Regions from separate parts of the Homo sapiens genome. Here region 2 is linked to region 1. A link is a loop called in an ENCODE intact Hi-C map of the cell type or tissue named here. Cell type or tissue: heart left ventricle. All regions are shown on one strand. Each heading gives the region's core, and the rest is flanking DNA. Links, peaks and the distances in the headings are about the cores only.

The links. Hi-C counts contacts between places; a loop is a spot of excess contacts. Peaks named below come from ENCODE experiments on the same cell type or tissue, not always from the same donor. Only the 100,000 strongest peaks of a DNase experiment are listed, where the experiment ranks them.
Region 2: it touches region 1 in a loop (6-fold over the local background); 1 of 110 quality-filtered maps calls a loop at or near these places.

What each region holds. Positions count from the first base shown.
Region 1 is chr20:46,048,582-46,055,101 of GRCh38, reverse strand. It overlaps SLC12A5 (solute carrier family 12 member 5), which reads right to left. Exons shown (of 26, transcript NM_020708.5): 17 at 5,312-5,480; 18 at 3,232-3,427; 19 at 1,976-2,145; 20 at 1,393-1,524; 21 at 79-186. Among named protein-coding and RNA genes, the nearest start is that of SLC12A5, 23 kb to the right of the region's middle. In heart left ventricle, for the core only: no CTCF peak of the experiment used is centred there; a DNase peak (open chromatin) is centred at 4,427; H3K27me3 peaks cover 2,548 bases.
Region 2 is chr20:45,997,205-46,003,724 of GRCh38, reverse strand. No RefSeq gene overlaps it. Among named protein-coding and RNA genes, the nearest start is that of MMP9, 8.4 kb to the left of the region's middle. In heart left ventricle, for the core only: no CTCF peak of the experiment used is centred there; a DNase peak (open chromatin) is centred at 2,996; H3K27me3 peaks cover 2,700 bases.

The sequences.
Region 1 (6,520 bases), core at 2,496-6,495:
GCCCTGAGGCATCCTAAACCTGCCACCCAGAACTGGCAGCAGTTTGAGGCTCTCAGGGGCCAGCCAGGGCAACCTCACCTCCCGCTCCCGCTCATTCTTGGTTAAATGCATCTGTTTGAGGATCTGGGAACGCTGCTCCATCACCAACGTCTTCTCATAGGTGTAAGCTGAGATGTCGCTCTCATGCTGTGGGCAGACAGAGGTTGGGGTTGGGGGGTGGGGAGAGGAACACGGAGGAAAGCATGAGGTCTGAGCCCAGGTGAAAGGCCAAGGGAAGGAAGGAAGGCCCCCGTCCTTCTGGCAGCCTAGGGCTTCCCTACCCAATCATTAATTTTGTCAAGGGTTGTAGGAGGCAAGGACGTAGCAGAGAGGGCAATGCTCTTGCAAGGCAGGCAGCTCATTCCCTCCTCAGCCCAGCACAGGACCAGGCATATGAATGGATGAACTAATGAATGAGTGGATTAATTAATCACCTGGGTGAATGGAGAAGGGAAAGAAGAAAAAGAACAAAGCGATGAATGAATACATGCAAGAATGAATGGGAGAGTGAGTGAATGAATACTTCAATGAATACATGGGTAGATTAATGAAAACACAGAGGGATGGGTGGATGGACACATGAATTGAGAGGATGGTTGGACAAGATGCTCTACAGGATAATCACCAGGGGCACACGCTCTAGAGCCAGCCTGCCTGGGTTTGAATCCTGCCTCCACCAGGTACTCTGTGTTATTGGGCAAATTACAGTCATATGCCAAATAACACCATTGTATGTGCGTCAATGGCAGACTGCACATAAAATGGTGTTCCCTTAAGATTACTGTATTTTTGCTGTATTTTTTCTATGTTTAGATATGTTTAGACACACAAATACTTCCCACTGTGTTGCCATTGCCTACAGTACTCAGTAGAGTAACATGCTGTATAAGTCTGTAGCATAAGAGCAATAAGCCTTTGTGTGTAGTAGGCTGTACCAGCTAGGTGTGCATAAATACACTCTATGATGTTCACACAACAAAATCACCTCACAACACATTTCTCAGAACATATCCCTGTTGTTAAGCAATGAATACGTGACTGTACTTCTCTGCACTTCATATTCCTAATCTGTAACATGGAAATGCTGATAATTGTATCTATCTCATTGGTCGTTGTTGGAATTTATGTACATATAAAGTGCATAGAACAGTGCCTGGCATATAATAAGCACTAGACATGGCTACTTTTATAGAGAAGGGAGGGATGGCTGAATATGTGAGAGGCTAAGAGATGGATGAGGGGGAAAGGATCCAGCATCATAAGCTGATGGGTGTTAGAGTTGCCCTACTTGGTGCTGGGGCCAAGAGGAAAGAGGGCCAGGTGGAACCCCAGCGGTGTCTCCTGGGGACTCACCATCTCCACCACCTCGACCTCCGCAGTGATGCGTAAATGATACAGAAATGTGGTCAGATCCTTCTTCATCTGGATGCTATTGTCATCCATCTGGGCCACAGTGAAGATACGCATCTTGCACTTCCGCCAGACCTGCAGGCGATGAAGGGGATTCAGAAAGGTCCAGCCCAGATGTGATGAGGAGATCCAGGGCCAGGCCCTGTCCGCTCACCCTTCCCCTCTTCCCACCCACTCCTCACACATACATGCAGACCCCAAATCCTCTGTCTTTGGGGCCACTCTCTACAAAACCTTCCCTGCTTAGGTCTGAGGGTCCCCCATTAAAGAAAGCATCACTGGCTTGGGCTAAGCATTGCTCTCCTTACAGCAGTGCACCTGCAAGAGGAGAAACCATCAGTTCCTAACATCTCAGAATGAAGTAGGTCAGCAGATCCCTTTCCCAGGAGTTTACAGGGGAGGAAGGACACGGAAGCTGACCCTGGCCAGAGCCCCTGAGTCTGACCTGCAGTTGTGCACATATGCACACAAATGCATACATGCATACACACACTCACACGTGCATACACTCACGCACACAACTCACCTTGTGGTGCCGCAGCAGGAAGGGCAGCAGCATGAGCATGCCTCCATCGTGCACAATCCACCAAACGTCGATGCTGCCCTCAGAGAAGCGCTCAGGGTTCCCAGGAAACATGGAAACGTTCTTGGTGACCAGCAGGGCTAAGTGGCCAGCTGTGGTTTCCCGGACCAGCTCTGAGGGAGGCCAAGGAGAGGGCCAGAGGGGGAAACAGTGACTCTGGTTCTCCCAACACCCAGCAGCAGCCACAAGGGCTCCTGGCAGCCAGCACTCCACCCCACTCCAACTGGCCTTGGCCATGGGCTGAGTGGTCAGAAAACCAGCATCTACTTGGGCCCCATCATATATTTATTGTTTAGATCTAGGAACGTCTATCAACCTCTCTAGGCCTCAGTTTCCCCACCTGTCAAATGGCAATAACACCACCTGCCCTTTCTGATTACTAAGAGCCCATCATGTATGACCACACTGAATCCTCCCAACACCTTGTAACCATGATCTACCTATAAAGGAGACAGAATAGCTTGGAGCTAACAGTGTAGCCTCCGGGCTGGTTCAAAACCTGGCTCCCCACTTTGTGACTTGGAGCAAACTTCTTTTTCATTTACTCTGTAGTTTGCCAGGTTGCCCAGCTCAAACTCCTGAGCGCAAGCGATCCACCTGCCTTGGCTTCCCAAAGTGCTGGGATTACAGGCGTGAGCCACCGAACCCAGCTGGAGCAAACTTCTTAATCTCTCTGTGCCTCAGTTTCACATCAAAAAAGATGGAGATAACAATGCGTAGCCCTCCTAGGACTGATGAGAGAATCAGAGAAAGCCTTAACTTGCTGGCACACAGAACTCATTCTAGAAACGTTAGTTATTATATATACTATTACCTACGATTACCAAGAAATCTGATCTCAGAGGGAGTGAGTCACGTGTGCACAGTCACACAGCTAGGAAGGACCAGAGCTGAGATGTGGGCCTAGCCTCTGTGACTTCAGAGCTGTAGCTCTTCCCACTGCCCTGCACTGTGTTCCTCCCAGGGCCTGTGAGCGCTGCAGGAGCCAAGACTGTCTCGTTCACAGCGGAGTCCCCAGCGCCCAGCACAGTGGCTGGCACGTGGCCAGCCTTGACTGCTGTCACCTGCATATGCTGAATCCACACTTGGCACGCAGTGCTTGGGAAACCCCTCAGGCCCAAAGGAGCGGAAATCCAGTTCCACCCCTCTACAGCCCCCAGCCCCACCCCTCTTCTGTCCCCAGCCCCCAATAGCGTTACCAATGAAGTTCCTCCACGTCTGATGATCTTCCTTCTGGCGCCAGTTGCGGGGCCAGCCAACAAGCACAGTGTTGTGCTGCAGCCCCCCGAGGCCCCCGGACTGGATCAGATGGGACACGCCATCACGCAAGTTGGAGGAGATCACCACCTGGCAGAAGCCCTTCACCTTCTCTGCCTCCATCAGGCGCCTGATAGACTAGGGGAGGGGGAAAAGACAAGGACCAGCCTCAGGCCTCCCTGGCCCTGGCTGGGCCCATTGTAGCCTCCTTCCCTCCCATCTCTCCCCTCCTTTCATCCCAATCTTCCTGAAGCTCAGCTCTGATCACGTCAGTCTCTGGCTCCAGAATGGCACATGGCTCCCCATCATCTCTGTGCCCCATTCCTTCTTGATCAATCAAGGCTCTTCATGATCTGACCACACTTTCTGCCACCCTCCCACTGCTCATACAGCCCCCCTGCCCGACATGCTCTCCACCATCACCCTGACACAAGCCCCTGCCAAGTTGTACATGACACCCTGTCTGGCCCAGCTCAAATGTCGCCGTCTTCAGATACCACCCCCACCCAGACCAGAATTAAACTGGGCTTCTCTGCACAGCCAGACAATTTGTTTCAACAATCTTTCTAAGTAGCATAATAAGTATTTTAAGGGCTCCCATTTAAACTGTACTATGAGGGAAATAGTCTTATTACTCCCATTTTATAGATGGGGAAACTGAGGCTTGGAGAAAGGAAGACTTGTTTAAGGACACACAGCTAATGTTACTGTGAGGATTCAAGTCAGGGAAGTCTGACTCCAACCCCCACACTCTTAACCACCACCCCTAAGTCAAACAGATAGAAGTTCAACTCCTATCTCTGCCACCTCCTGGCTGTGTGACCTTGGGTGAGTCACCTAACCACCCAAGGGGTCAGGACAAGCTACCTTGTTTAGGAATAGGGAGAACCACATGTCATCATGCACATAGGGCTTAGTTAGTATCCTGCCTGAGGAATTGAAAACACTCAACACATTGTACGACCCTGATGTTATTAACTCTAACAGCATTTATCGACATCCGGTGGGTCTGAGAGCCTTCTGTGTATGCTCTGCCTTCCCCACCAGCCTGTGAGCACCTCGAGGGCTGGGACTTGGTCTTGAACATCTCCATCTCCCCTGTGCCTCGCCCAGTGCCTGGTGCACTGCACATTCTCAGCCACCGCGTGTTGAATGGAACTGACCAGTCAAGGCCTCCAGCTCTGGGCCCTGACAGATCAGTGTGAACAGCCCAGTGAGGCAGAAGCAGCGACTGTCGCAAGCCATCGGGGTGCCCCTCCCCATCTCACCTCTGCTCCTTCGGGCCTCTTTTTCTCTCTCCACTGCTAGCCACAGCCCTGATGGGAGAAAGGCCTGACCCTCAGACAGAACCTACTTCCTCTACTACCCTTGGGATCCAATCACCTCTTTGTGTGCTTAAGGCAGACACTGGCCACCACAGCCCACATTGGTTCTGTAGGCTGCCCTGTAAGCATGGACTAGTGGGTGGAACCAAGAGCAGGTGACACAGAGCAGGGGCCTGAGTTCAAATCCTGATGTTGCTTCCCACCAGCTTTCTGACTTTCAGCAAGCAGCTTTCCGACTTTCAGCAAGCAGCTTTCCCTCTCTGGGTCTCAGTTTCTTCCTGTATCAAATGTGGATACTCACCTTGTCAACCCCAGACTGTAGGGATCAAGAGTCCACAGCTGGGAAATCACCTTGAAAGATTTATACTTTGGCAGGAAGGAGTCTAGAGTAGGAGTTCAAGGAGTCCTAATTTGAATCTTCATTTTCTGTCCTTAGACATATGACCTGACTTGTCTAAGCCTCAGTTTCCTTATCCATAAAATGGGCCCTTCTGCCTCTGATGGTCTTTCATGCTGTGAGTTGAATTCTAAAGAACTCACTGTCTAGGCTCTTAGGCTCTTCCTCTAAGGAAAAGAAAAGAAATGCCTGCACTTCCTTTGATCCTGAAGGTGATGAGGAAGGAAAGTACAAAAGGATAGAGACTGTCTTCCTAAGTGTCCTGACCTTTTCCCAAGCCCAACCAGGGCCTCTGCTCACCTCTTCTGCCCGCTGGGCCTGTGGATGATTTTCCAGAAAGGTGCCCTCAAGGACAGAGCCCACGATGGTCAGGCCCTTCCCCGCCTTCAGCTGGGAGGTCAGTGAGAGCAGCTGGGGGTGCACCACATTCTGGTCTTGGTCCACACGCACCAGCACCAGCAGCTGTGGCCTGAAGAGTGTGCAGAGTCACATAATCCATATACCATGTAACCAACCATCCACACACCATACACCCACCACCAGGTCATCTAGCCATCTCTCCTCTATAACCATCTGTCCCATCCACCTATACCCCTCACCACCCATCCATTCATCTACCCATCAACCCATTTCTCCATTCACCTCACTCACCTATCTACCCATTCAACCACCCACCCACCTATTTTATCCTTCAGTCATCCACTCATATGCATATTTCTTTACTGATACATGCATTATTCATTCAATTATCCACACATCTACCTACCTATCATCCATTCCTACATCCATCGATTCATGCTTTTGCCCGCCCACGTGTACATAAACTTATCCATCTACCCATCTATTTATGCATCCCTTTCCTTAGTCATTTAGCCGTCTTAGTCCTCCAACCACCTATCAACTTCGTAGCATTCTCTAAGCACCTACTCTGGGCTAGACCATGTGCTGAGCATTTGGGAATTCACAGATAAATAATATAGAGCCCCAGGTTCTGGGAGCCCAGTTTAGTCAACTGGGCTCAGCCAAGACAAGTCAACAATGCCCTAACCTAAGTCAGGGTTTCAGGCTCTACTCTTGGCAAGGTGAAACACAGGGAGATGAGTGAGGGGTTGGGCATGCAGCACCCAGGGCTAAGAGGTGGGGTGTGAGGATTCCATCTCCAGGTCTGCCTTCTGTGACCTGTGAGATCCTCTCTGACCTCCAATTTCCCCCTTTTTTTTTTTGAGACAGGGTCTCACTCTGTCACCCAGGCTGGAGTGCAGTGGTACAATCTCGGCTCACTATAACCTCTGCCTCCTGGGTTCAAGCTATTCTGCCTCAGTATCCTGAGTAGCTGGGACTACAGGTGCACGCCACCATGCCTGGCTAATTTTTGTATTTTTAGCACAGATGGGGTCTCGCCATGTTGTCCAGGCTTGTCTCAAACCCCTGGCCTCAAGTGATCCACCTGCCTCAGCCTCCCAAACTGTTGGGTTACAGGCATGAGCCACCGCGCTCGGCATCCCTGAT
Region 2 (6,520 bases), core at 834-4,833, 50 kb after region 1:
GACACTGGGTTGCCCACTGGCAGGTAAGAATATGCTTGGGGTCCCAGCAAAGCAGGCGCAGTCCCAAAATACACATTTAAAATATTGATTTTGACCGGGTGCGGTGGCTCACACCTGTAATCCCAGCACTTTAGGAGGCAGAGGCAGTTGGATCACCTATGATCGGGAGTTGAAGACCAGCCTGGCCAACATGGTGAAACCCCGTCTCTACTAAAAACACAAAAATAAGCTGGGCATGGTGGTGCATGCCTGTAATCCCAGCTACTCAGGAGACTGAGGCAGGAGAATCACTTGAACCCAGGAGGCAGAGGTTGCGGTGAGCTGAGATCGCGCTACTGCACTCCAACCTGGGCGACAGAGCGAGACTCCGGAGACTGTGTCTCAAAATAAATAAATAAAATAAAATATTGTTTTTGATATTTGGAAAAAATCCTCAAAGTAGCCAGCTTGGGAAAAAAAAATCAGTTCTCTATTGTTCTTTTTATGAAGTCATTTCAGGGTTTAGTGTTGTTTTACTTTGGACAACAGATGGGAGGGGCACCGTATTTTCAGTAATCACAGCCACTAAAGGTGTAAATCTGGTCCTGCTCACAATGGGGAAGAGGTGGGAAGAGGACTTAATCTTTGAGAAATCCAAGGTTAAGCATTCAGCGGGGGCTCAGTCCCTGCTGGACAAATGGATGGAGAGAGCCCTGGGGAATGGCTCAGGAGGGAGAAGTCCATGTGGCGCACAGGGAAACCGGCACATATTTTGACCCTTTTCCAAGCCTGGGTTGAGCCTCTACTCTCGGCCCAGCCCACTTTCTCATACATCTTCCAGTTCAATGGTTCTCAAACTGTAGTCCCAGGACCAGAAGCCCCTGCAGCACCTGAGAACTTAGAAACACAAATCCTCCCCGCCCCAGAATGATTGAATCAGCAACTCCGGGGTGGGGCCCAGAAATCTTTGACCTAACAAGCCAAAGTTTTTGTTTGTTTGTTTGTTTGTTTTTGACACAGAGTCTCACTCTGTCTCCCAGGCTGGAGTGCAGTGGCACGATCTCGACTCACTGCAACCTCCACCTCCCGGGTTCAAGCGATTCTTCTGCCTCAGCCTCTTGAGTAGCTGGGACTACAGGGGCCCGCCACCATGCCCGGCTAATTTTTGTATTTTTTAGTAGAGACGGGGTTTCACCATATTGGCCAGGCTGGTCTTGAACTCCTGACCTCGTGATCTGCCCGCCTCAGCCTCCCAAAGTGTTGGGATTACAGGCGTGAGCCACCACACCTGGCCCTTTTTTTTTTTTTTTTTTTTTTGAGACAGAGTCTTGTTCTGTCACCCGGGCTGGAGGGCAGTGGCATGATCTCAGCTCACTGCAACCTCCACCTCCCAGGTTCAAGCAATTCTCCTGCTTCAGCCTTTTGAGCAACTGGGACTACAGGTGCTTGTGGCCATGTCTGGCTAATTTTTGTATTTTCAGTAGAGACAGGGTCTCACTATGTTGGCCAGTCTGGTCTCGAACTCCTGACCTCAGGTGATACACTGGCCTTGGCCTCCCAAAGTGCTGGAATTACAAGCATGAGCTACTGTGCCCAGCCCAGCCAAGTGATTCTGATGCATGCTCAGTTTGCCACCTCTGCTGTAGTGCAGCTTCATCCCTACGCTGATAGGGAGGGCATTTGACCCCATTTCCAGATGAGGAAACTGACCTTCAGAGAGATGAAGCCACTTGTCCAAAAGCCACACAACTCATACCAAAATCAAGTGGGAATCTAGGCCTTTCTGACTATATAAAGTGGGTGCTTCTCACTACAACATTATAGCGGGGGGTGATGTTCAAGTATTTAACAACCAGGTCCTCAGGAGCCCTAACTAATCAGAACTGATTATGTCCAGGGTCTGGGGAGATGGGGAGGGTGATGCTTTGAACTTAGAAAGTTCAAAGCAGCCCCAGTTACAAGTGGATGGGGAAATATGTCAGTATTTTATTTTTGAGACAGGGTCTTGCTCTGTTGCCCAAGCTGGAGTGCAGTGGCACAATCACGGCTCACTGCAACCTGTGCCTCCCAGGCTCAGGCGATCCTCCCAAGTAGTTGGGACCACAGGCACGCTCCACCACGCCTGGCTAGTTTTTGCAATTTTTATAGAGATGGGTTTACCATGTTGCCCAGGCTGGTCTCAAAATCTTGAGCTCAAGGGATCCATCTGCCTCGGCTTCCCAAAGTACTGGGATTACAGGCATGAGCCACCGCACCCAGCCATATTTCAGTATTTTTACAACCAATGCTGCTATACCAGTGCATACTGGCTGCACACCAATCCTCCAGTCCCCTTCCTAGAAGGAGGGTCTCCTGAAGCTGGCACCGGGTGGTGGGCCTGCAGCTAACAATAGCCCCAAAGCAAGCACAGGTATAACAAGTGTCTCGTGGGAATCCTGTTCAGCAATGCTTCTCAAATTTGATTGCACATTGGAATCACTCAGGATTTTCTCTTGAATACTGATGCCTGACTTTCACCTCCCCTCCTGTAGATTCTGACTTAATTGGTCTAGGGTACAGCCTGAGCGTTGGGAAATTTTTTAAGCCTCGGTGATTCTAATATGCAGGAAGGGTTAATAACATTGCTATACCGGGCCCCGGAACCTGTAAGAGTCTCCAGATTAAGAACGCCTGGTTAGTGTCAGTATTTCCTAAAGCCAGGGACTTTTAAAAAACAAAGGTTCTCAAGAGATTCTGGTTTAGTAATCAGTGTGATCTGGAAGTAGATGTTAGCAAGCTCCTTCGGTTTAGAAATCACTGATAGGGACAGCCGCTGCTGGCTGTGTTCACTGAGAGGTTCAGAGATTCTACCCCCTCTCTCCCACCCACCCCCAACATAGTTGAAGCAATTGAGAACACTTTGCCAGGAAGTATCCAGAACCAATTTCCGCAGCTCTTCCTTCCCCTGTGCTGCGGAGACATTGCTTCAAAGAACACGCTCTGTAAAAGAGCCCAAGACACCCTCCCCGGAGAGTCATTTCTGACTGTGCTGCTGCAGAGCCCCAGGGCTGCAGGCTGGGCTGGGCCTGCTCTGATTGCCTGTTCTTCCCATTAAACCTGGGACACCCTCATTTAGATGCGATCTGCATACATTTGCATATTAAATTCCAGTGCCCCCTCCCATTCCTCCCACCCCTGTGGCATGTTAGGGGAAAACAAAAACTAATGTATTCACAAAGCCTGCTGAGATGTGTTCAAACCTGAACTTCACGCAGCGCTGGGACTTTGATACACCTGAAGCCGGGGGTGCTGGGATGCAGGGAAGATGGCACAGTCTCTGCATGGATGCAAGGAAGGCCAGCGGAAGGGAAGCACTCGAAGCTTCCCAGGGTCTGGAAGTAGCAGTTCCAGCCCAGCTCCTGATGAGAGGCGATGCGGGATTTCTCCAATGGGAAAACACGGGGAGCACATGGAGAGGGGGCGGGTGAGATTCATGGGGGGCCTGGTTTGGAGACCATCCATAAGGCTCTCTCAGCTCCAACCATGGGCTCCATAAAGAGGCCAACTAGGTGACAGCTGGTACAGTGGAAGGGGCTGGATGCTGGAATCTGGCATACCTGGATTTGAATTTGCACTGTGTGACCTTGGGTAAATGACTTTCCCTCCCTGAACCTCAGTTTCTTCATCTTTGTAATGGGAGTTAAAATTAAGCTGATTATATGGTCATGGGAGTCATGTCTTTAACCAATCATGGAATTATCTTTCCCAAGTCCCTTCTGAGATTGGGAAGGAATCTGCTAATGAGTGAGTCTTGGAGGGTGGAGGGGCTCCAGAAATCTACACCTGCATGACAAACGGCCTCGAAATTTAAAGGCTCTGAAACAATTTATTGTGACTGTATCTCACTATTCTGTGGGTCAGAAATTTGGACAGAACACAGCAGGGCTGCTCCTTCTGCTCTATGATGCCTGAGGCCTCAGCTGAGGGAGTCAGCTGGTGGCTCAGTGTGGACTGGAAAGTCCAAGGTGTTTTACTCCCATTCCTGGATGGATTCATCATGTTTTTATTTTTTATTTTTTGAGTCAGAGTCTCACTTTTTCTCCCAGGCTGGAGTGCAGTGGCACGAACATAGCTCATGGCAGCCCCTAACTCCTGGGCTTAAGTGATCCTCCCGCCCCAGCCTCCTGAGTAGCTGCTACTACAGGCATGCGCCACCACACCCAGCAAATTTTTTGTTTGTTTTTGGCAGAGATGGAGTCTCACTGTGTTGCTCAGGTTTGTGTCAAACTCCTGGGCTCAAGTGATACTCCTGCCTCAGCCTCCAAAAGTGCTGGGATTGCAGGTGTGAGCCACCACGCCTGGCCTATTAATCGTGTTTTTTCTTTTCTGTATTTTATGATGCTTTGACATCCAGGGGCCTTATGGACCCGAAAAGGGACTGCCCCTCCTAGGGATAGCTAATTCCTAGAGATGGCAATCTTGCCTGGGAGCACCTCTTAATGTGCAAACCAACCAATCTTGATTCCATAACCCCCATCCACCTCCTACCTCCTTTTATCAGCTCCTGCAGTTCAGGATGCTATCCCCCATTCTAGATCATCCTGCTTAGGTACTAGACAACTAGGGACCACCCCTATAGCCCAGAACCCAAGGGAATTGTTCAAGCTAGCCAGTCCTAAACCCATCCAGCTTGTCTACCCTGCCTTGCCTATTCCTTCCCACCAAAATCACAATGAAGACTCTGGCCCACACTTCCCCCTTCCTCCTTCTGCCTCCTGACTGATGCTGGTACTTCCCCATGTGGCCCTGTGTGACATGGCATGCCCCCTCCTCTTGAGAACTGTGGTTAACCAACTGTCTTTCAATGACAATCATCTCCTGATCTGTTGGCCTCGCCATACCTGAATAAAAACAAAATCCCAGGTACAATTTAAAACATGGGGGTCAGCCGGTGCGGTGACTCATGCCTGTGATCCCAGCACTTTGGGAGGGCGAGGTGGGAGGATTGTTTGAGCCCAGGAGTTTGAGACCAGCCTGGGCAACATAGCAAGACCACCATCTCTAAAATAAAAAAGAAAAATATGTATATAAAACACTGGGGTCTTGGCAGAGCTAGCTGGAAGGCTGGGCTGTAGTGTGCCCTTCTCCCTTCCCCACGTAATCTCCATGTGGTCTCTCCAGTCAGTCTTCTTACGGAGTGAGTGACTCAGGGCTCCCAGAGACCAAGGCAGAAGCTGCCACTTCCCTTAAAGTCTGGGCCTGAAGCTGGCATAGTGTCACATCCACTGTATTCTATTGGCCAAAGCAGTCACAGGCCAGGAGAGGAAGATAGAGCCCAATTCTCTATCTCCTGTGATATGAAAGGAGTATCACAGAGCATGCAGCCATCTTTAATCTTCCAGGGATGGAGAGGTATCCTCCCACTGGAAACCTCCCCCGGGCATCAGGGATGCAGACATGTGACTGGGTTTGGGCCATAGGATGCTCCCCCCAGATCTCTGAATCTTAGGAGACTGCTGGATTGATGTATGAGCAGAGCCCAGCAGTCCTGAGGGTCCTCCAGGGTCAGTCCAGGCTGACCCTGCTACGCGTTCCTGATCGTGCCCACTGTGGGCCAGTCTCCCTCGACACCAGCTCACCTTCCAAGCTTGGCCTTGAGCCTTCACATCGCTGCTGTGAGCCTCCAGAAATCTGTTTAGTACATTCCTTTTTGCTTAAGTTAGCCTGAGCCAGTTTTGCTTATTTAAAACCCAGGGCCCCCACTAATACAGGACCATTCTCTTCCTTCTCCTCACTCCCTGAGTGCCTGGCTTTAACGGAAAGCACCACTGGCCTCATTTCCTAAAGCCCCCTGGGTAGCACCTGCCGAGGTCCCAGTGGCACCTCCAATGTAACCTGGTCCAAATCCAGTCCTCCCCAGCCCTGCTCCTCCCTCTGGGCCCCTCCTCCAGCTTCCTATTCATTCCCAGGCCTTCCCAATTTCCAAATCACCTGTATGGCATCCGATAGCCCCCCACAATGACATTCAAGTAACTGACAACCTGGACAGTCCTCTTTAATCCAGCCCCTCTGTATTTATTTGCTTGCATGGGCTGCCATAACAAAGTCCCATAGATGGGTGGCTTAAACAACAGAAATGTATTTTCTCATAGTTCTGGAGGCAGAAGTCCTAGATCAAGGTGCTGGCAGGGCTGGTTTCTTCTGAGCCCCCCTTCCTGGGTCTGTAGATGGCCGTCTACTTTCCTTGTCTTCGCATGGTCTCCCCTCTGTGCATGTCTGTGTCCTAATTTCCTCTTCTTAAGGACGCCAGTCATATTGGATTAAGGCCCATTCCCATGACCTCATTTTAACTTAATTACCTCTTTAAATACCCTATCTCCAAATACAGTCACCTTCTGAAGTGCTAGGGGTTAAGGTTTCAACACTGAATTTTTTGAGGGGAACACAGTTCAGCCCAGGACACCACCATCCTCTGCATTCCCACTGCCTCTGCCTGAGCTTCAGCCTTGCCACCTCTCTCTCCTGTTTTTGCAATAGCTCAGCCCCTCTAGCACCCAGCATC